2 separate regions of the Homo sapiens genome follow, and region 2 is linked to region 1. Evidence: read pairs that join two places in POLR2A ChIA-PET (ENCODE). Cell type or tissue: CD4-positive, alpha-beta T cell. All regions are shown on one strand. Links, peaks and the distances in the headings refer to the core of each region. The heading gives the core; the rest is flanking DNA.

The links. ChIA-PET counts read pairs that join two places held together with the same protein. Peaks named below come from ENCODE experiments on the same cell type or tissue, not always from the same donor. Only the 100,000 strongest peaks of a DNase experiment are listed, where the experiment ranks them.
Region 2: POLR2A ChIA-PET joins it to region 1 with 10 read pairs; 8 of 35 experiments call an interaction of 5 or more read pairs at or near these places.

Annotation. Positions count from the first base shown.
Region 1 is chr14:100,187,416-100,198,635 of GRCh38, reverse strand. No RefSeq gene overlaps it. Among named protein-coding and RNA genes, the nearest start is that of DEGS2, 33 kb to the right of the region's middle. RefSeq lists silencers at 4,775-4,864, 5,455-5,774. In CD4-positive, alpha-beta T cell, for the core only: CTCF peaks have their summits at 5,486 and 5,686 (motif pointing right); DNase peaks (open chromatin) are centred at 4,865 and 5,535; H3K4me3 peaks cover 1,046 bases; H3K27ac peaks cover 1,100 bases.
Region 2 is chr14:100,073,122-100,081,497 of GRCh38, reverse strand. The region is part of intron 1 of EVL (Enah/Vasp-like); the gene reads right to left. Among named protein-coding and RNA genes, the nearest start is that of EVL, 12 kb to the right of the region's middle. RefSeq lists an enhancer at 8,363-8,376. In CD4-positive, alpha-beta T cell, for the core only: a CTCF peak has its summit at 2,352; DNase peaks (open chromatin) are centred at 2,307, 2,923 and 4,627; H3K4me3 peaks cover 2,893 bases; H3K27ac peaks cover 4,222 bases.

The sequences.
Region 1 (11,220 bases), core at 2,579-7,578:
CAAGTAGCTGGGATTACAGGCATGTGCCACCACGCCCAGCTAATTTTTGTATTTTTAGTAGAGACGGGGTTTCACCATGTTGGCCACGCTGGTCTCCAACTCCTGACCTCAGGTGATCTGCCCACCTCAGCCTCCCAAAGTGCTGGGATTACAGCTGTGAGCCACCACGCCCGGCCTTCTTTCTGTTTCTATGGATATGCCTCATCTGGACATTTCATATATGTGGAATCCTACAATAGGTGGCCTTTTGTAACTGGCTTCTTCAATTTACCATAATAAATTTGTTTTGTTTTTCTAAAAATGTATGTACAAAATCTCCACACCTCTCTTGTCAGTTTCCATATGCTCCTGCAATGTGGTTCCTGCGTAGAGCTGGGCAGTGAGATTATAGGTTTGTGTGTATTTTCCACAAATATGTGCTATATTTGTAATTTTTTCTCTTTTTTCTTTTTTTTTTTTGTGAGACACAGTCTTGCTGTGTTGCCAGACTGGAGTGCAGTGGCACGATCTCGGCTCACTGCAACCTCCACCTCCTGGGTTCAAGCATGTAATCAGTTTTTTAAAGTTTACTTTAAGAAACCCCAAAAACCTTGATTCTCCTGTTGCTGCTGTAACCAGTAAAAAGAAAAAAACAAACTGGCTGGGCACGGTGGCTCACGCCTGTAATCCCAGCACTTTGGGAGGCCAAGGCGGGCAGATCTCTTGAGGCCAGAAGTTTGAGACCAGCCTGGTCAACATGGTGAAACCCCATCTCTACTAAAAATTCAAAAATTAGCTGGGTGTGGTGGCACACACCTGTAATCCCAGCTACCCTGGGGGCTGAGGCAGAAGAATCACTTGAACCTCGGAGGTGGAGTCTTCAGTGAGCTGAGATCACGCCACTGCACTCCACCCTGGGTAACAGAGCGAGACTCCATCTCAAAAACAAACAAGAAAACAAACAAAAAAAGCCTCGATTCTTGTGTATATTATGTTATAATTTACATACAAAGAGGTAGGAGAATACAAACAGATACATTTTTACTTAATAGAGAAAGAAACAGTTTCTAATCCCAGCATTTTGGGAGCCCAAAAGTTTGAGATTGGCCTGGGAAACGTAGTGAGATTCCATCTCTACAAAACACTTTTTAAAAAGAGAAAGAAATAGCAGAAGGGAAAACCGGGATATAAATGAAGTGGCTGCCCAGCGGCCTGTGACTTATGACTGCTGTCTTGGAAGTGGGTCCTGGGGGGTCCATCAGCCTCTTTTTTTTTTTGAGACAGGGTCTCGCTCTGTCGTCCAGGCTGGAGTGCAGTGGTGCAATCATAGCTCACTGCAGCCTTGAATTCCTGGGGCTCAACCAATCCTCCCACCTTAGCCTCTTGAGTAGCCGGACGGCAGTCGTGTTCTACCTCACCCAGCTCATTTTAGAATTGTTTGTAGAAACAGGGTCTCGCCGTGTTGCCCAGGCTGGTCTCGAACTTCTGGATTGAAGCCATCATCCTGCCTTAGCCTCCCAAAGTGCTGGAATTACAGATGGGTGCCACCAGGCCTAGCCTCATCAGACTCTTGATTCTACTTTTGCCTGTGTTTGAAACTGCTCTAGGCCGAGCACGGTGGCTCATGCCTGTAATCCCAGGACTTTGGGAGGCCGAGGCGGGCAGATCATGAGTTCAGGAGTTTGAGACCAGCCTGGCCAACATAGTGAAATGCTGACTCTACTAAAAATACAAAAATTAGCTGGGCATGGTGGCGTGTACCTGTAGTCCCAGCTACTTGGGAGTCTGAGGCAGGAGAATCGCTTGAACCTGGGAGGCAGAGGTTGCGGTGAGCTGAGATCGTACCACTGCACTCCAGCCTGGGCAACAGAGTGAGACTCTGTCTCAAAAATAAATAAATAAATAAATAAATGAAATTAAAAAATAAGAAACTGGGCCAGGCGCGGTGGCTCACGCCTGTAATCCTAGCACTTTGGGAGGCAGAGGCGGGCGGATCACGAGGTCAGGAGATCGAGAACATCCTGGCTAACATGGTGAAACCCCGTCTCTGCTAAAAAAATAAAAAATAATAAAAAATAAAAAGAAACTGCTTGGCCGGGCGTGGTGGCTCACGCCTGTAATCCCAGCACTTTGGGAGGCCGAGATGGGCAGATCACAAGGTCAAGAGATCAAGACCATCCTGGCTAACACAGTGAAACCCCATCTCTACTAAAAATACAAAAAAAGTAGCTGGGCATGGTGGTGGGTGCCTGTAGTCCCAGCCACTCAGGAGGCTGAGGCAGGAGAATGGCGTGAACCTGGGAGGCAGAGTTTGCAGTGAGCCGAGATTGTGTCACTGCACTCCAGCCTGGGCGACAGAGTGAGACTCCATCAAAAAAAAAAAAAAAAAACAAAAAGAAACTGCTCATAACAAAAATTTTATTTTATTTATTTTTTTCAGACAGGGTCTCACTCCATTGCCCAGGCTGGAGTGCAGTGGCATGATCTCGGCTCACTGGAACCTCTGCCTCCTGGGTTCAAGTGATTCTGCCACCTCAGCCTCCCCAGTAGCTCTACTGGCACGTGCCACCACACCCAGCTAATTTTTGTATTTTTTGGTAGAGAGTGGGTTTCACCATGTTGGCCAGGCTGGTATCGAACTCCTGACCTCAAGTGATCTGCCCACCTTGGCCTCCCAAAGTGCTGAGATTATAAGCATGAGCCACTGTGCCTGGCCCAACATTTTTAAAATTTACTTACACAATTCAGCAGATGTTTATGACTGAGCAGCTGCATTGATTGAGTGCCTGCTGGGTGCTGAGCACTGTGCCACGAGCTCCAAGTATCCAGGAGGTCATTTCATCCTCACACTGGCCCAAGGAGAGCATACAGGTTACAGATCAGAGTCTAAGAGGTGGTAGACGAGGCAAGGAAACGTGTAGGTACTTGAAGGCTTTTTTTTTTTCTTTTTTTTGAGATGCAGTCTTGCTCTGTTGCCCAGGCTGGAGTGCAGTGGTATGATCTCGGCTCACTGCAGCCTCTGCTTCCTGGGTTCAAGTGATTCCCTTGCCTCAGCCTCCCAAGTAGCTGGGATTACAGGAGCCTGCCACGATGCCCAGCTAATTTTTTTTTTTTTTTTTAGATGGAGTTTCACTCTTGTTGCCCAGGCTGGAGTGCAATGGCGTGATCTCTGGCTCACCGCAACCTCCGCCTCACCGCAACCTCTGCCTCCCAGGTTCAAGCCATTCTCCTGCCTCAGCCTCCCAAGTAGCTGGGATTACAGGCATGTGCCACCACACCCGGCTAATTTTTTTTGTATTTTTAGTAGAGATGGGGTTTCTCCATGTTGGTCAGGGTGGTCTCGAACTCCCAACCTCAGGTGATCCGCCCGCCTCGGCCTCCCAGAGTGCTGGGATTACAGGCCTGAGCCACTGCGCCCAGCATGCCCAGCTAATTTTTTTTGTATTTTTAGTAGAGACAGGGTTTCACCATGTTGGCCAGGCTCATTTCGAACTCCTGACCTCAAGTGATCCACCCGCCTTGGCCTCCCAAAGTGCTAGGATTACAGGTGTGAGCCTGGCCTATGTGAAGGTTTATTTAAGCCCTCACCTCTCAGTGGTAGGCAGTGATTAGATAATACCTCAATGTGAAAAAATCAGTAACCATTAGTACTGTGTAAACCTGTCACTTCCACATATGGAGGTGAGAACCTGAAGAAACATCTAGAGGAGTACAAAGTGGCTGCCTCTTTGGGGAGGACCCAGGGTGGGCAAAGCAAGGCAAGGGACTGCCTTTTTTCATTGTAAGCCTTGTAGTTCTATTTGTCTGTTAAAAATATGTACGTGTTATTAATTTTATTGAAAAGAAAAGCTAAAGCAAAAAAGAAAAAAGGAAGAAAATGAAGGATCAAAGAGGTGAAGTAATTCGCCCAAGGTAACACAGGATTCAGAACTAAGTGTGTCTGAGTTCATATTTGGGATAGCCACAACCCTGCAGCCTTGCCCAGCCCTTGGCCTGATGCTGGAGTTGGGGTCTATGGGACCAGCCTCCAACCTTGAAGACAGATCACCTTCTGCTATGAAATGTTGCTGAAGTGAGAGCCTGTTGGAGACGTTCACCTGATGAGCCTTGATGAAACAGAAAGGACTTTTCACATGTCTGACCTTGCAGGCTGGTTTGTGGGGATTCAGTGTCCACCAAAGCCCCAGCCCAGTGCCAGCAAATCAGTAGAGTGTTGTCTAAGTCAGCGGCATTGTTTTGCGAGCCCATGGATGAGCTGTTCTCCAAGGTCAGCCACAAATGTGTCAGAATTCAAACCCAGGGCCTGGGGTTGAATTCAGGTCTCAGTAGCTGATGATCCTCAGCACAAATGGTGGGGCCAGTGCTGAGAAGTACATGGAGTCTGGAAAGTAAGGCCTGGTCTTGGCAATGTGGTGGAGGTGGGGCTGGATGGACCCTGGAGAGAGCAGCATGTGAAAGGCCCAGATGCATGGCCTGGGAGCTGACATGGGTCAGTGTAGCTGGAGAATAGAGCACAGGGTGGGAGAACCAGGAGGTTGCAGCCAGAGATGGGCAGAGGTGGAAGCAGGGCTTTGAAGGGCCTTGCAGGTTGCCATTGGCCCTGATGTCAGGGTAGCAGTGAAGGCCTGTGGCCATCACAAATGCCTGTCTATGCTCACCTTTCCCCTCCGCTTGCCTTCCCACCCCCACCCCCACCCCCGCCCCCGCAGGCGCTGACTCTCCCTTCCAGGGCCCTGCCCATCAGTTTTCACCAGCAGAGCTTCAGGCGCAAGGCTGCCTGGTATGAGGGTGCCCTCAGCTCCCCAGGCCTGTCCCCAAACAGTCCAGCTGGGGGACCCAGACAGTCATTCAGCCTCTAGGGGCCTCCACTGACTCCCCAGGAACAAAAGAGCCTTTGTGCCTCCCTCCCAGGGCTGCCATGGGCCTGAACATCAAGTAGCCTCTAAAGTACCTGGCAGGGGGCCTGGTACTCAGATGATGCCCAGGGATGTTACTTCCTAGCTATCGTCCCGCTCCTTGGTTTATATTAACACACAGGTATTAACGTGCCTTCTGTGAGCCACTCCTGCTTACTGGGGAGATACAGAGATGAAAAGTCAGTGGGTGTAGACAAGCAGATGGCAGCCCAGTGTGGGGTGGTCGGTGCCAGTAGGAGGAAGATGCACAGGGTATGAAGAAGCCCCAGAAGGCCCTTAACCCAACCCCAGCCGGGATTGCAAAGAACAGTCGGAGCAAGCGAGGGGGAGAGGAAGGGGGGAAAGGTCGTTCTGAGCAGAGGGCACAGCCTGGGTGAGTCTAGGCCGGCAAGGAGCACGTGGCAGGCCAGGGGGCCTGGCGGGAGGTCTGGCAAAGATTTGTGCCTTTATCCCCAAAAAGCCACTCCGGGGTGTGAAACACCGCCGCTAGGTGGAGAAGGGAGGCGAGAGCAGCGGCTCCAAGGCACCTGGGCGAAAGAGCGGAAGCGGCGCCGCTCAGGTCTCCGGCCCCGCCCTCTGGCCGAGGTGTCAGGCCTGACGCCCCGCCCACAGCTCGCTGAAGGGCTACGGGACGCGCGGGATGGGACTTTGCCTCCCTCGCTGGTTGGCCCGAGCCGAGGACACATGACACAGAGCGGCCAATCCCCGCGCCTCAGGGACCCATGCCCACTATTTCCGAGCCCGGCCCGCCTGATTGTCCCGCGCGGGAGCCGCAGGGAGACTGGTCGGCAGGGGGCGACAAAGGGCAACTTGAGCCGCCGGGACGCGGTTGTGGAGGCCCCAGGGCTGCCGGGCAGTAGCGATTTCCGGGACGGCCGGGCGGCCAAGTTCGGTGACCTTTCTATGGCGTGTGCGGTCGCCGAGGCCGCCCCGCGTCTGACATCCCCGGGGCAGTGGGCTCTCCTCGTGTGGCCTGGCGCGTGATTGCTGGCCCACCCCACTCTGCCAGGCCTCAGTTCCTAGTCTCTGAGGGTCTGGGCTTCTGCAGGGACGTAGGAGTTACAAAATGCCCCCTCCGCCCATGTCCCCCCATTTTTTGAGGTCTTGACCTCTACCTCCCAGAGCTCACGCTGCCTCCTCCAGGAAGCTTGTCCCGGAGCCCTGGGACGAGACTCGAGCCCCACCCCTGACCCCCGTGCTCTCGGGCCCACAAACAGGTCCCTGGGCCTTGACGCATGGCCATCTGGGGACCCCTGTCCCAGAACGCAGAGCCTGGGCAGAGCCCCCTCCCCAGCCATGGCCCCAGGTTCGTTGGGGGTCCTGAGGCTGGTAAAGGCCGCCTTTCGTCAGGCTGAGACCGTGAACTTGGCACGGGCCATCACCACCGACAGCTGACTAGTAGGAGATGCAAAGGGAGAGGACCCTGCCGAGGCCTGAGGTCCCCGTGAGGCGCGGGGGCTGGGGAGCCGAGAAGCCGACCTTGATGGAAGGCCGACCTTGATTAATTAAGGTATCTGGCAGAAGAAATTTATTTCTTTATCTTTTTTTTCTTTTCTTTTTTTTTTTCCCCTGACTTCTCCCACCCCGCCCTGAGCCCATCCGCATCTGGACTTAAGCCCTAGACCACTTCGGAAGTGGGTGGGTGGTGGGGGGAGGGGGGTGGTGATCATTTGCCAAGACATGTACAAAACAAAGTTTCTGGAAACAGGCTCTTCCAGAATTCAGCAGAGCCTGCTGGGAAGGCCACTCACCCCCTCGGGAACAAGGGTTTTGCCAAAAACACTGGACATGGAATTAAGCCTTACCGATTTATCTTGGTGATAGCCTCTCCCAGAGAAGGTCAGCTCTAAAAGGGAAGAAAAGTCTGTCCCCAGTTATAATTCTTTTTTTTCCTTTGAGACAGAGTCTCACTATGTTGCCCAGGCTCTAGTGCAGTGGCGCAGTCTTGGCTCACTGCAAGCTCCGCCTTCCGGGTTCAAGCGATTCTCCTGCCTCAGCCTTCCGAGTAGCTGGCATTACAGGCACCTGCCACCACGTCCAGCTAATTTTTTTGTATTTTTAGTACACACGGGGTTTCACCATGTTGGCCAGGCTGGTCTCAAACTCCTGACCTCAGGTGACCCGTCCACTTCAGCCTCCCAAAGTGCTGGGATTAGAGGCATGAGCCACCGCGCCCGGCCTGTTATCATTTTATTGAGTGTAGTATTTTATATTTTATTCCTTTAGCTAGTCAAGAAAAAAAAAGGAATAAAATATAAATCCAGGAGGCAGAGGTTTTGGTAAGCCGAGGTCGCGCCACCGCACTCCAGCCTGGGCAACAGAACGAGACTCCGTCTCAAAAAAAAAAAGCAAAAAACAAAAAAGACAGCCCGAGCGCGGGGCTCACGCCTGTAATCCCAGCACTTTGGGAGGCTGAGGCGGGTGGATCGCAAGGTCAGGAGATCGAGACCATCCTGGCTAACAGGGTGAAACCCCGTCTCTACTAAAAATACAAGAAATTAGCCGGGCGTGGTGGTGCACGCCTGTAGTCCCCGCTACTCTGGAGGCTGAGGCGGAAGAATCGCTTGAACCTGGGAGGCGGAGGTTGCAGTGAGCCAAGATCGTGCCGCTGCACTTCAGCCTGGGCGACAGAGCGAGACTCCATCTCAAAGAAAAAAAAAAAAAGAATAGACTAATCCATTTGTGGGTTAATAAATTAATGGGTTAGCATGTGAGTAGAACTACATACATGCCTGAGGGCTTGATGGAAGGCCGACCTTGATTAATTAAGGTATCTGGCAGAAGAAATTTATTTCTTTCTCTTTCTTTTCTTTTCTTTTTCTTTTTTTGAGAGAGAGTCTAGCTCTGTTGCCCAGGCTGGAGTGCAGTGGCACAATCTTGGCTCACTGCAACCTCTGCCTCCTGGGCTCAAGTGATCCTCTCACCTCAGCCTCCCAGTAGCTGGGACTACAGGTACATGCCACCATGGCTGGCTAATTTTTTATATTTTTAGTAGAGACGGGGTCTTGCCATGTTGCCCAGGCTGGTATGGAACCCCTGGGCTCAAGTGATCTTCCCACCTTGGCCTCCCAAAGCGCTGGGATTATAGGCTTGAGCCACCTTGCCTGGCCAGAAGAAATTTCTAAGTGTGAAGTGAAATAAAATATAGAGACAAATCTCTAAATTGAAAAAGTTTTATTTGAAAAGCAAGAATGGCAATTTGGGGCATATAAACAGACCAGGTAGTTTTCAGTATGTCTGAAGAACAAAGAGAAGGTTGGAGGTTTTATAAAAAAGAAATATTATGCATTGTTTTAAAAGGAAGTTCATGGCTATTAGTAAAGTTTTGGGGAGCTGACAAGCTCTGGTGAGCAATGATGATGCCGCAGGTAAAACTAGTCTTAGAGTTGCACCAGGTTGTTTCAGTAACAGGTGGGTAAACTGGTGTCATGTTACAGCAGGCAGTTTCAGCAGCCAGGTTTGCAGAGAATGACATTCTTGGAGCAATGTTATGTGACCCCAGTGCTTTTTCCTCCTGGCCTCTCAACTCTGTTTTAGTTGGGTCTGACAACAGTAACCTGGTTGTATGATCAACTTTCACATTAGCAAAACAGAGATGAAGCTGCATGATGACTTATACTAATAATTCTTTTTTTTTTTTTTTGAGACAGAGTTTCGCTCTGTCGCCCATGCTAGAGTGTAGTGGCATGATCTCCGCTCACTGCAAGCTCTGCCTCCTGGGTTCACGCCATTCTCCTGCCTCAGCCTCCCAAGTAGCTGGGACTACAGGTGCCTGCCACCATGCCTGGCTAATTTTTTGTATTTTTAGTAGAGACGGGGTTTCACCGTGTTAGCCAGGATGGTCTCGATCTCCTGACCTCGTGATCTGCCCGCCTCGGCCTCCCAAAGTGCTGGGATTACAGGCATGAGCCACTGCGCCCGGCCCTTTTTTTTTTTTTTTTGAGATGAAGTTTCACTCTTGTCACCCAGGCTGGAGTGCAGTGGCGTGAATTCAGCCAGTGCCACCACACCTGGCTGATTTTTGTATTTTTAGTAGAGATGGGGCCTCACCATGGTGGCCAGGCTGGTCTTGAACTCCTGGGCTCAAGTGATCCACCTGCCTCAGCCTCTCAAAATGCTGGGACTACACGCTGGGACATGGTGCCCAGCCCTGCCTAATTTATTTTAAAAAGGAATTTATTTCTTACAGTTACAGAGGCTGAGAAGTCCCAGGTCGAGGGGCCACATCTGGTGAGGGCCTTCATGTTGGTGGGGGCTCTCTGCAGAGTCCTGAGGCAGTGCAGGGTATCACATGGTGAGGGCTGAGCATGCTAGCCCACTCTCATGATAACCCGTCAATCCAATGGCACACTAAGCCCTCATGACCCAGTCACACCCTAAATGCCCTACCTCTCAATATTGCTACATTGAGAATTAAATTCGAACATGAATTTTTTTTTTTTTTTGAGACAGAGTCTTACTCCATCACTCAGGCTGGAGTGCAGTGGCGAGATCTTGGCTCACTGGAACCTCCGCCTCCCCGGCTCAAGTGGTTCTCCTGCCTCAGGCTCCTGAGTAGCTGGGATTACAGGTGCCCACCACCATGCCCGGTTAATTTTAGTGTTTTTAGTAGAGGTGGGGTTTCACCATGCTCACCAGGCTAGTTTTGAACTTCTGACCTCAAATGATCTGCCCACCTCGGGCTCCTAAAGTGCCGGGATTACAGGCGTGAGCCACCACGCCCGGTCTGAACATGCATTTTGGAGGGGACAAATATTCAAACCATAGCATTCTGCCCCTAAGTTCCCCAAAACTCATGTCCTTCTCACGTACAAATATAGTTATTCCATCCTCGTAGCCCCAGTGCTGTAACTAATTCCAGCACCAACTCAAAAGTCCAAAGTCCAGAGTCTCATCTGTAATCCCATGAAATCAAAGCAAGTTATCTACTTCCCAGATACAATGGTGGCACGGGCATAAGGCGGACACTCCCATTCAAAAGGTAGGAAGAGGCAACATGAAAGGAGGAACAGGCCCCTTGCAGGTCTGCAACCGGGCAGGGCAGACATTAAGGGTTAAAGCTGGAGAATGATCTCTTTGGACTCCATGTCCTGCACCCTGGATACACTAGGGCAGGTTGGGCCCGAGGCCCAGGCAGCCCGACTCCTATGGCTTTGCTGGGGGCACGTCTGGCTGTCTGGGTTGGAGTGCGGTGCCTGAGGTTTTCCCAGGTGGATGTGGCATGCTGCCCGGGCTCTGCAGTTCTGGGGGCCCACAGTGGTCCCACTCCCATGGCCACACTAGCCATTAGCCTGGTGGGGACTCTGTGCTGCAGCTCAGACCACACATTGCCTCTGGGCCTTGCTCTATGGGGGGCTCTCTGTGGTGGCTCTGCCCTTGTGACAAGTCTCTTCCTGGGTCCCCAGGCTTTCTTTTGCAATCTGGGTGGAGGCTGCCAAGCTTCACAGCTCTTGTGTTTTGCAAGTCTGCAGAATGAGGCTGGGCACGGTGGCTCACGCCTGTAATCCCAGCACTTTGGGAGGCCAAGGTGGGCTGATCATGAGGTCAGGAGAGTGAGACCATCCTGGCTAACATGGTGAGAACCCGTCTCTACTAAAAATACAAAAAAAAAAAAATAGCCAGGGTTGGTGGCAGGCACCTGTAGTCCCAGCTACTCGGGAGGCTGAGGCAGGATAATGGCGTGAACCTGGGCAGAAGAGGTTGCAGTGAACCAAGATTGCACCACTGCACTCCAGCCTGGGTGACAGAGCAAGACTCCATCTCAAAAAACAAACAAACAAAAATTAGCTGAGCATGGTGGTGGGCACCTGAAGTCCCAGCTACTTGGGAGGCTGAAGCAGTGAAGCAGGAGACTCGCTTGAACCCTGAGAGGCAGAGGTTGCAGTGAGTAGAGATCGCATCATTACACTCCAACCTGCGCAACAAGAGCTGAACTCTGTCTCCAAAAAAAAAAAGTCTGCAGAATGAGCACCGTGTGAACCTCTGCCAAGGTTTACGACCTGTACCTTCTGGTACTGCAACAGGAGCCGCACCTGGGGCCCTCTTGAGCCACAGGTGAACCAAGCATGGAGCGCTGTGCGGGGGTGTGGGGATCAGAGTCCCAAGGCAGCCCTGGGCAGCAAGCCTATGGAGAGCCACCTCCACCCCCAGGCTTGTCCCCTGACACCACTCTCCCTCCTCGGTCTCTAGGCCTGTGACAGGAGGGGCGGCCTCCGTGCTCCAGGCTCTCTGCATGCCTCTTTGGCAGTGTCTTTTGTTGTCTTGAGGCATGGCACCTGGCTTCCTTCTACATGCTAATCTCCTTAGCAAATATTCACCAGGCTAC
Region 2 (8,376 bases), core at 92-5,091, 110 kb after region 1:
TAGGTTCAAATTAAACTTGTGGTTAACCAAAACCCCTGGTTTCCCCCCACCCTTTGAATAGTATTGGTTTGTCTCTTATTTTATTGCTACTAACAAAACCTAAATGCAAGAAAATACACACATTTATTCTACTTAAGATTTGTTTTGCTAATTTGGGCTTATTATACCTTTGAAATTTTTTGTTTTAATAAAATCTCGATTGCTATCTAACCTCGACATTGCCTCTGAGCAATATATATTGACTTGCCTTCTCGACATCTTCACCTGGATAAATACTCAAACTCTGTATCATACACACCCTCCCTAGGCATCATAAATTTAATTTGTCCAAATCATCTATCCCTTGAGGAAATCTAATTTTGTATTATTATTATTGTTATTGTAGAGACAGGGTTTCGCTATGTTGCCCAGACTGATCTCAAACTCCTGGGCTCAAGTGATCCTCCCATCTTGGTCTCTTTGGTCTCTCGAAGTGCTGGGATTACTGGCATGAGCCACCGTGCCTAGCTATAAGGAAATTTGATAGGCAAATATTTTCTTAAATTATTTATTGAATAAATGAATGAACTTTTTAAAAAACATATACATATGAAATTTCATTTACTAAATGGTTCCCATGAGGTCTTCAAGTCTCACAGGCTTCTTTTATATGATCAAAACAATCTGTTGATTAGTTGGGGAGTGAAATCAGTCAAAACACACTGGTTTGTTCTGCATGGTGTTAAGTTACCAGGTTGGTGGACTTCTTTCCCCCCTGGGATCTAACAGGCATCTCTGAGCTGTAGGTATAACTAGAATTTCTCTCTTGGGGGAAGGCTCTTTTCAAACAAGCAGTCCAATTCCCCTGTCATTTTGGGCCTTCGTACATGTATTTGTGGGGCCCATATAATCTGCACCTGTAATTTCCCTCCGTGTGTCATGCAAGACCTAAACTCTTAAAGCTTCAGACTGCACTTCTATCACTTATAGGAGAAAGACCATGTGACTCTAGGCCTCAGTTTCCTCATCTGTACAAGGTGAGTCTGACCTCAAGAGCTCCCTCAGACAAGCGCTGAGTACTCGCTGAGCTCTGTCCATGAGCCCAGCATGGGGCAGGGCACAGCAGGGAAGATGGGAAAAGCCACAATCTTTGTCCTGTCGCTGCTTCAGCAGTTAATTTTTTTAGATCATACACCAAGCCTGTCCAAGCTGTGGGCCGCATGTGGCCCAGGACAGCTTTGAATGCAGCCCAAATTTGTAAACTTTCTTAAAATATTATGAGATTTTTTTAAAAGCTCATCAGCTATTGTTAATGTTAGTGTATTTTATGTGTGGCCCAAGACAATTCTTCCAATGTGGCCCAGGGAAGCCAAAAGATCGGACACCCCTGCTGTATATCATAGACCATTTTTGAATGTCTGTTGAAATCTCTCACTGAAGAGAAAAAAAAAAAAAAGCAAAACACATCCCAAATTTTCTGCATGTAGTTCTGAAACCTAATCATAGACCTTCCAGGACCTGATGTAGGAAATCAGTAATGCATTTCAAGATAAAACTATTACATAGGCAGCTGGGTGTGATGGAACATGCCTGTAGTCCCAGCTACTCAGGAGGATGCAGAAAAAATCTTGCAGCACGGCCCTCCGTGATGACAGCCCGAAGTCAATCTCGGGCTGTCACTCTCTAATCCTTCTGGAAAAGTTCAGGCTCTGTGCCCCTGGACTCTTGCTCCCCCACTCCCTGTGTGGCTGGGAACAAGGTTTCTGAAATTCTCATGGGCTTACACAGACACGCCATCCTAGCCCTGTTATTTCCTTGAAGGACAGAGTGTAAATTCATAAAGTAAGGGAAAAAGGAAGGTCCACAGGGAGGAACGAGGCTAACCACAAGAGGTTTTTTGGGAAATGTGAGTGCAGGGTTGAACTTGGAAAAAGCACAGGATGTAGACCTGTCCAGAGAGAGGCTGGCTCCTGCAGCCCCATGCTTGCTTCTCCCTCTGCCAGAGCGCTTTTCAGTTTGTCCTGCCTCTCCGAATCTGCTGAGGTGTCTGCACCACCAGCCTGTGAGCTCCTTGAAGGCAGGAACTGTTTTGTTTTCCCCTTGGTAAAGCCAGTCCCTGTATGCTGTAGACATGAATAATTGTTAAACAAATGACCCTGACTGTGGGAAAAACAGTGCATTTATGATTGTGTGCCCGTGGGAACATTCTACTCACAATCCTCTCCATTTATTCTCAGAAAAAGTGTAACTGCCAAGCAAAAGCATCTGTCACAGATTACCATCAGCCTTCTCTCTCACAACAGCCTGGGATGGGCGAGTCAGGAAACCACAGCTCTGCGGGTGGGCTCCTGTGCAAAGCGAGGCTCAGCCCTGTCTGCTGCCTCTAAAGGTGCATCTCAGCTCTGCCTGGGCCCAGGCCTGCGGAGAAAGACCCGCTCCTCCAGAGGGAGGCCTCTGGGAAGGTACAGGCTGCCCTCTTCTGCTCCTCTGGAGTGTCAGCCTAGGAGCCACACTCCTCCTTCCTGGAAAGCAGGCGGCCAAGGCCTCACTCTCTCTCCCTGGGACTGGCATGGTGGTCCTGCTCAGCCTTAATGCTCAGACTTGGGAGCTCCTTTTGGACAGAACAACTCTTCATACTCTGTCTTGAGGGCCAATTTTTTCTTCCCAGTAGGACTGTGAACCAGCATTTGCCCATAACAGAAGGGTTTCCTAGGAGGTAGGCATTCGGCACTAAAACTGGGATAATCCCGGGCAAACCAGGGTGAGTGAGCTGCCCTGCTGGGAACTCCTTTATCTTTCACCACATAACCATCACAAGGGTGGGCACCTAACAAGCACCCCGCCAGCTGATACGACTGGACTTCACTCCCTACTTCCTGCTGTTCCCCACCCAGCTCGTCTTGTCACTTGCTCTCTCCATTTCCTTACCCTGCCCCACCCCCACCCTGCCGTCACTCTCCAAGCCCCCATTGGAACCTGGCCCCTGGCCCTGAGAATACACTTAAATAAGCCCAGACAAGGTTACTGCCTTTCCACTTCCAGCTCCAATGTGTGCTTTCCGGCTCTCGAGTCACTGGGCCCATTAGTGAGCCAGGCACTGCTATGTCCTCATTCTGAAAACCTCTCCTCCTTAATCCCCAGCCTTCCAATTCTCCTGGCATTCCACTTCGCTCTCTGTGATTCCTGCTCAGCCTCCTTCACAGGTTTCCTTTCTACTTATCTTTTATGTCAAGTGTTTTTAATCCCGGGTCCAGGGAAAGGCTTGAAGAGTCTGAGAAACCTCCAAAATTATCTGCAAAAGTGTGCGTGCATGCTGCTTCTAGAAATGCATTTACCATGTTCTTAAATGGGTTTGCTCTCCAAAACAGATTTTAAAACCAACGTGAACTATGTGGAATTTCTTCTCATTTTACTCTATGCTCATGATCCTCAAAATTGTATGCATGGCCGGGCGCAGTGGCTCACGCCTGTAATCCCAGCACTTTGGGAGGCCAAGGCGGGCGGATCACGAGGTCAGGAGATCGAGACCATCCTGGCTAACCGGTGAAACCCCATCTCTACTAAAAATACAAAAAAAAATTAGCCGGGCATGGTGGCGGGTGCTTGTAGTCCCAGCTACTCCGGAGGCTGAGGCAGGAGAATGGCGTGAACCCGGGAGGCAGAGCTTGCAGTGAGCCGAGATTGCGCCATTGCACTCTAGCCTGGGCGACAGAGCCAGACTCCATCTCAAAAAAACAAAAACAAACAAAAAAACTGTATGCACTGTAAGAGTCAGGTGAGTGTTTATTAAAACACAAATCCCTAGGCCCCCATTTAGGAGATTCTGATGTGGTAAGTCTCAGGCGGGGCGGGGTCTCTACTGTAACACACGTTTGCTGGTTCTAGGCAAATGGTCCATGAAGGAAACTTTGAGGACCATTCGCTTTCACGTCTCCTCATGGGCTCTGTCATCCATGCCAGGGTTTACACGAGCACCAATACACTGATAAATCCCATGTCGATGGCTCTCCAGTCCTGTCCTTTCTTCTAAAATGTGGAGCCATATTTCTAACTGTTGGACATAACTTAGAGACCTCACAATTTAACATGCTTAAGAGAGAAAGTATTCTTTTCACTGTTTCCCATTTCAAGGAATGGAAGCAACACCTACCCAGTCCCCTGAGTCTGAAACCTGAAGGCCATTTCAGATGCTTTTTTGTGCTTCACCCTCCATGGCCCAATGGCCATCTGTTCTATTTCTTAAACATCTTTTGGATCTGGCCCTTTCTCTCCCTCCTTGCTGCCAGTCCCAGCCCTTGTTATTTATTTTAGACCACAGCCTCCTAGCTGTTCCCCCGCCTCTGGTTGAAGTCTCACACCCCCAACCCTTCAATTGCAATGTCACCAGAGAGACCTTCCTCAAAGGCAAACTGACTGAGCCTCTTCCCTCATTGGGAGCTCTGCCACTTACCAGCTATATGACCTCATACAAAACTTCTGTGTTCCCCAGTTTATCTATCTATAGCTTATCCTCCTTTATCTACCCATATCTTTCCTCTTTCCTCATCTTCTTTATAGGGTTGTCTGGAGAATTAAGACTTAACATGTGTAAGCACTTGGAGCAGCACCTGACCCCATGTGGCATGAGGAAGGGAGTCATCGTTATTACGCAATATAATCCCAGCTCTGGGGCAGGCAACTCAGGGGCCTTCACATTGTAGCCCTTGCCAAAGTGTCCACAGCCGACCCAACCCTTGGCTTAGTCTTGTGGAAATGCACACAGGCCCCTAACACTCCACCCCCCGCACTCTGTGGCCTCTGCTGTGGCTCAGGCCACTTCCTCTGCCTGGGATACTTTTCTCAGCCGAGCCGAGCTGACCCAAGCCGACCCACTAATTTGTACTCATCCATAAAGACTTGGAATATCTGTTACCTCTTTTAGAAAATCTTCCCTGAAGCCCCAGGCTGAGTTAGATGGTCCTTCTCTGAGCCTTATTATCCCTATTATCATGGTCCTGTGCCTACCATCACAGCACTTACTGCAGCAATGTCTATGCTAGGTCCCTCTGCACACCACTGAACGCCTCCAGGGCAGGGGCCATTTCTTTTAGGCAGACTTCTCCCTATGTAGAGTGAGGACTTAGGCCACAGTTCTCTTCCTATCTGTTGCCCTCTAGAGGTCCAAGACCACAGTGTAGATGACTCTGCTGGTCCCAGGGAACTTCCCTTCTTGCTCTGCTGGACCTGAGGCTGCCCACAAACGGCCCAGCACATTTCAGCGAGGAAGGACCCGTCTGATCACATAGCCCAACCAGCAGCCTGGTGGTAAAGCCAGGAATGGCAGCGAAAGCATCCCCATGACATTGGGCCAATTAAGATGTCTTTTCTGCTACTCCTCAAGTAATTAGGAAGAGATATTTCTCCTGCCCAAGATGATTTCTTTTTCCTACATCCAGAGGTTTGAATCTTACCTTTTCTCAAAGCTCACATTGTCATTGCTTTCAAAACACACCTATCCACCCATTCCCATTCATTTAATAACTACTAACAGGCATATGGCTCAGCTCTGAAGGAGATTACAATCTATCAAGAAAAACAGATCACTGCAAAATGGGTGTATGAGAATGGGAAGGGAGAACATCAGGCTTTGTAGGAGGAGTTATTGTCTGTAAACCGGAGCTGATAAAAATAGCATGGTCTACTTCTATGGTGATTAACAGGCAAGACATGAGGGTGACCAGTACCATGCTGGGTACATTCCTTACGCTCAGTAGGTATATGTCTCTGCCCCCCAAACCCCACCCCAAGGTGCCACGTGCCTCTGATTACTTTCAAGCCGTCAGGACAGCCACTTCAAACTATCTTCTTCCTGAGACTGTGGGCTTCTGGAGAACAGGCCCATGTCTGAGTTCAGATACCCTTCCTCAGTGAGCCATCGTCCTCAGTGTAGCCTGGTGCCTCTGGCCCGGGCTCTGCAGCTGCCAAGTGTGTTAATAAGGGGTGAGTAGTGAAGGGTCGGGGGCTAGAGAGAAGTGGCCATAAATAAATGTTCCCAAAGCTAGGCAGAAACACAGCCAGACTGAGGCAGTTTGTAAAGTCCTGACTTGTTTACCTTCAACATACAAGCAACAAAAGTGAATCTTAAAAGCTGGGCTGAGAACCATCAGTAAGGAGCCTCCTGGATGGGAGCGGAGCAGCCCACACTGAGGTGCTCACACAGACCTGTCTGGGCACTCCAGTGCAGAGCAGAGCTGGGGTCTACCCACAGAGCCCCAAGACAAGGCCCGGCACACAGGAGGAGACAGGGGCTTTCTCCTTTGCCAAATTCCAGTCTCTCTCTGAAGCACATCACTTGCTAGTTCAGAAGAGCCCCTGCAGCCATGCAGCTTGGCTCTGGTAACATAGGTGACATCTTCACCTGACTTCACACAATGCTCAAACCACCATCACGAGGTCATTATCACATTTATTCCCACTTCTCATTGTGTGGCTCCCCCAAGTCACACAGGGAGTCAAGTCAGAGACACTGCTGGACAGGACCCTGCCTCCTGCCATCTGGAGGCCTCTCCTTCCAGCTCTCGGAGAACTCTCTCACACTATGAACTCCCCTCTGCCCACAGGCAGCCCCACCCTGTCTCCCCTCAGCCTGCCCCAGCCTCGCCATTCTGCTCTTGCCACAGACTTCTTGCCCTCCTTCTTGCCCTCCTCGCCTCCTGTGTGAAACTTCTCCCTTGGCTGCCATGACACCGCATGGCTTGGCTCTTCTCTGGACTGCCCCTTTTCTGACCACTGTCTTTCCCAAGGTGGAGAGGGGCAGACAGAGAGAGAGTACTTTAGAGAAAGTCTGGCTGGCTGGTGCCCACCAGGAAGCAGTGCTGTGCTGGGAAGCAAGGCTGGGTACAGAGAGTTAAGGCCAGCCCTCACCATGGAGTCAGCGCGGGGAAGTGAGAACACTGTGGACAACAGCTCCAGCTCTGCCCCAGGTCTGGCTCTATTGTTTGCCAGCAACAAGACTTCAGGGAGGTAAGTTTACAGCTCTGTAAAACAAGTAGAATCATCTTTTTGCATTTTCTTTTACCTTTGCTGGAGATCAAATAAGGCTGATGAAATAAACAGGAGAGCAGTTTACTAAACATGATTAGCACCCAGCAGATACTATCTTGAAAAAGGACAATGTTGGCTGGAATGAACAGCAAATCCATATGAGGCAAGACTTAGGGTGGAATCTACATGAAACTGCCTTCCGTGTCCACATGGAGAGCTGTCATTATCACCTACTACTCTTTTAACTTCTAACGAGAAAAACAAGGTGGCAGGTTCCTCACTGTGGCCTGGAGAATTGCCTCAGGCCTCACCAAGTGGGAGCAGGCTGTCGGGTCCTGTCTGTGGAATGGCCCAGATCAACTGTGGAGGTCACTGAGGGCCCGCTCCTGAGCCCTGGCTGTTGGGAAATCAGTTTCCGGGCCCTGATTTGCTCCTGTGCTTTCCTCTAGCCTCTACTCACACTGCTCCCCGACCCCCCGCCCCCACCGCCCCCGGGGGTGACTCCCTGAACCCACTGAAGAGAATGCTAATGCACACCCTCGGGCCCCTGCCGCTCCCCTCAGCTGCTTAGCTTTTCTGCAGAACACTTACCATACTTGCCACTGAACTGAGGGGCAAGTGCCTCCATGAGGCAGGTTGTTTGGTTTGGTTTTTAAAGTAGTGTTCATCTCGGTAGCTCTAGTAACTGGGCCCTAGTGGTTTCTCAACAAATATCTTTGAATAACTGCTGGCTTTTATGTTTGCTGAGTTTTGCCAGGTATTGTATTTCTCAGCCTCCACGGATTTTTGTGGTGGGGGTGGCATGACTTACTTGAGATCTGGCCACCTCTGCTTTCTCTTTCTTTCTTCCTGCATTTATTTGAAAAATAAAACAAGGGCCGGGCACAGTGGCTCACACCTGTAATCCCAGCACTTTGGGAGGCCAAGGTGGGAGGACAGCTTGAGCCCAGGAGTTCGAGACCAGCCTGGGCAACACAGATCCTGTCTCTACACAAAATAAAAAAGTGTTAGCCACGCATGGTGGTGGGTGCCTGTAGCCCCAGCTGCTCAGAAGCCTGAGGTGGAAGGATCCCTTGAGCTGAGGAGGTTAAGGTTGCAGTGAACCGTGTTTGCACCACTGCACTCCATCCTGGGTGACAGAGCAAGACCCTGTCTCCCCAAAAAAAAAAAAAAAAGAAAAAGGAAAAAGTGCTGTACGTGCAAAGTGTCACAAGAGGAGGGCATTTAGTTCTGCCCAGGGGACCCAAGGGATGTTGTCATGAAGGGGAAGCAAGACTTTTCAAGAGGAAACAAAGAACCATTTCAAGCAGAGGGAAGAGTGTCAGCAAAGGCAGAGTGGTGGGTGGGGGGACCTCAGTCATCACCCTGGGGCCT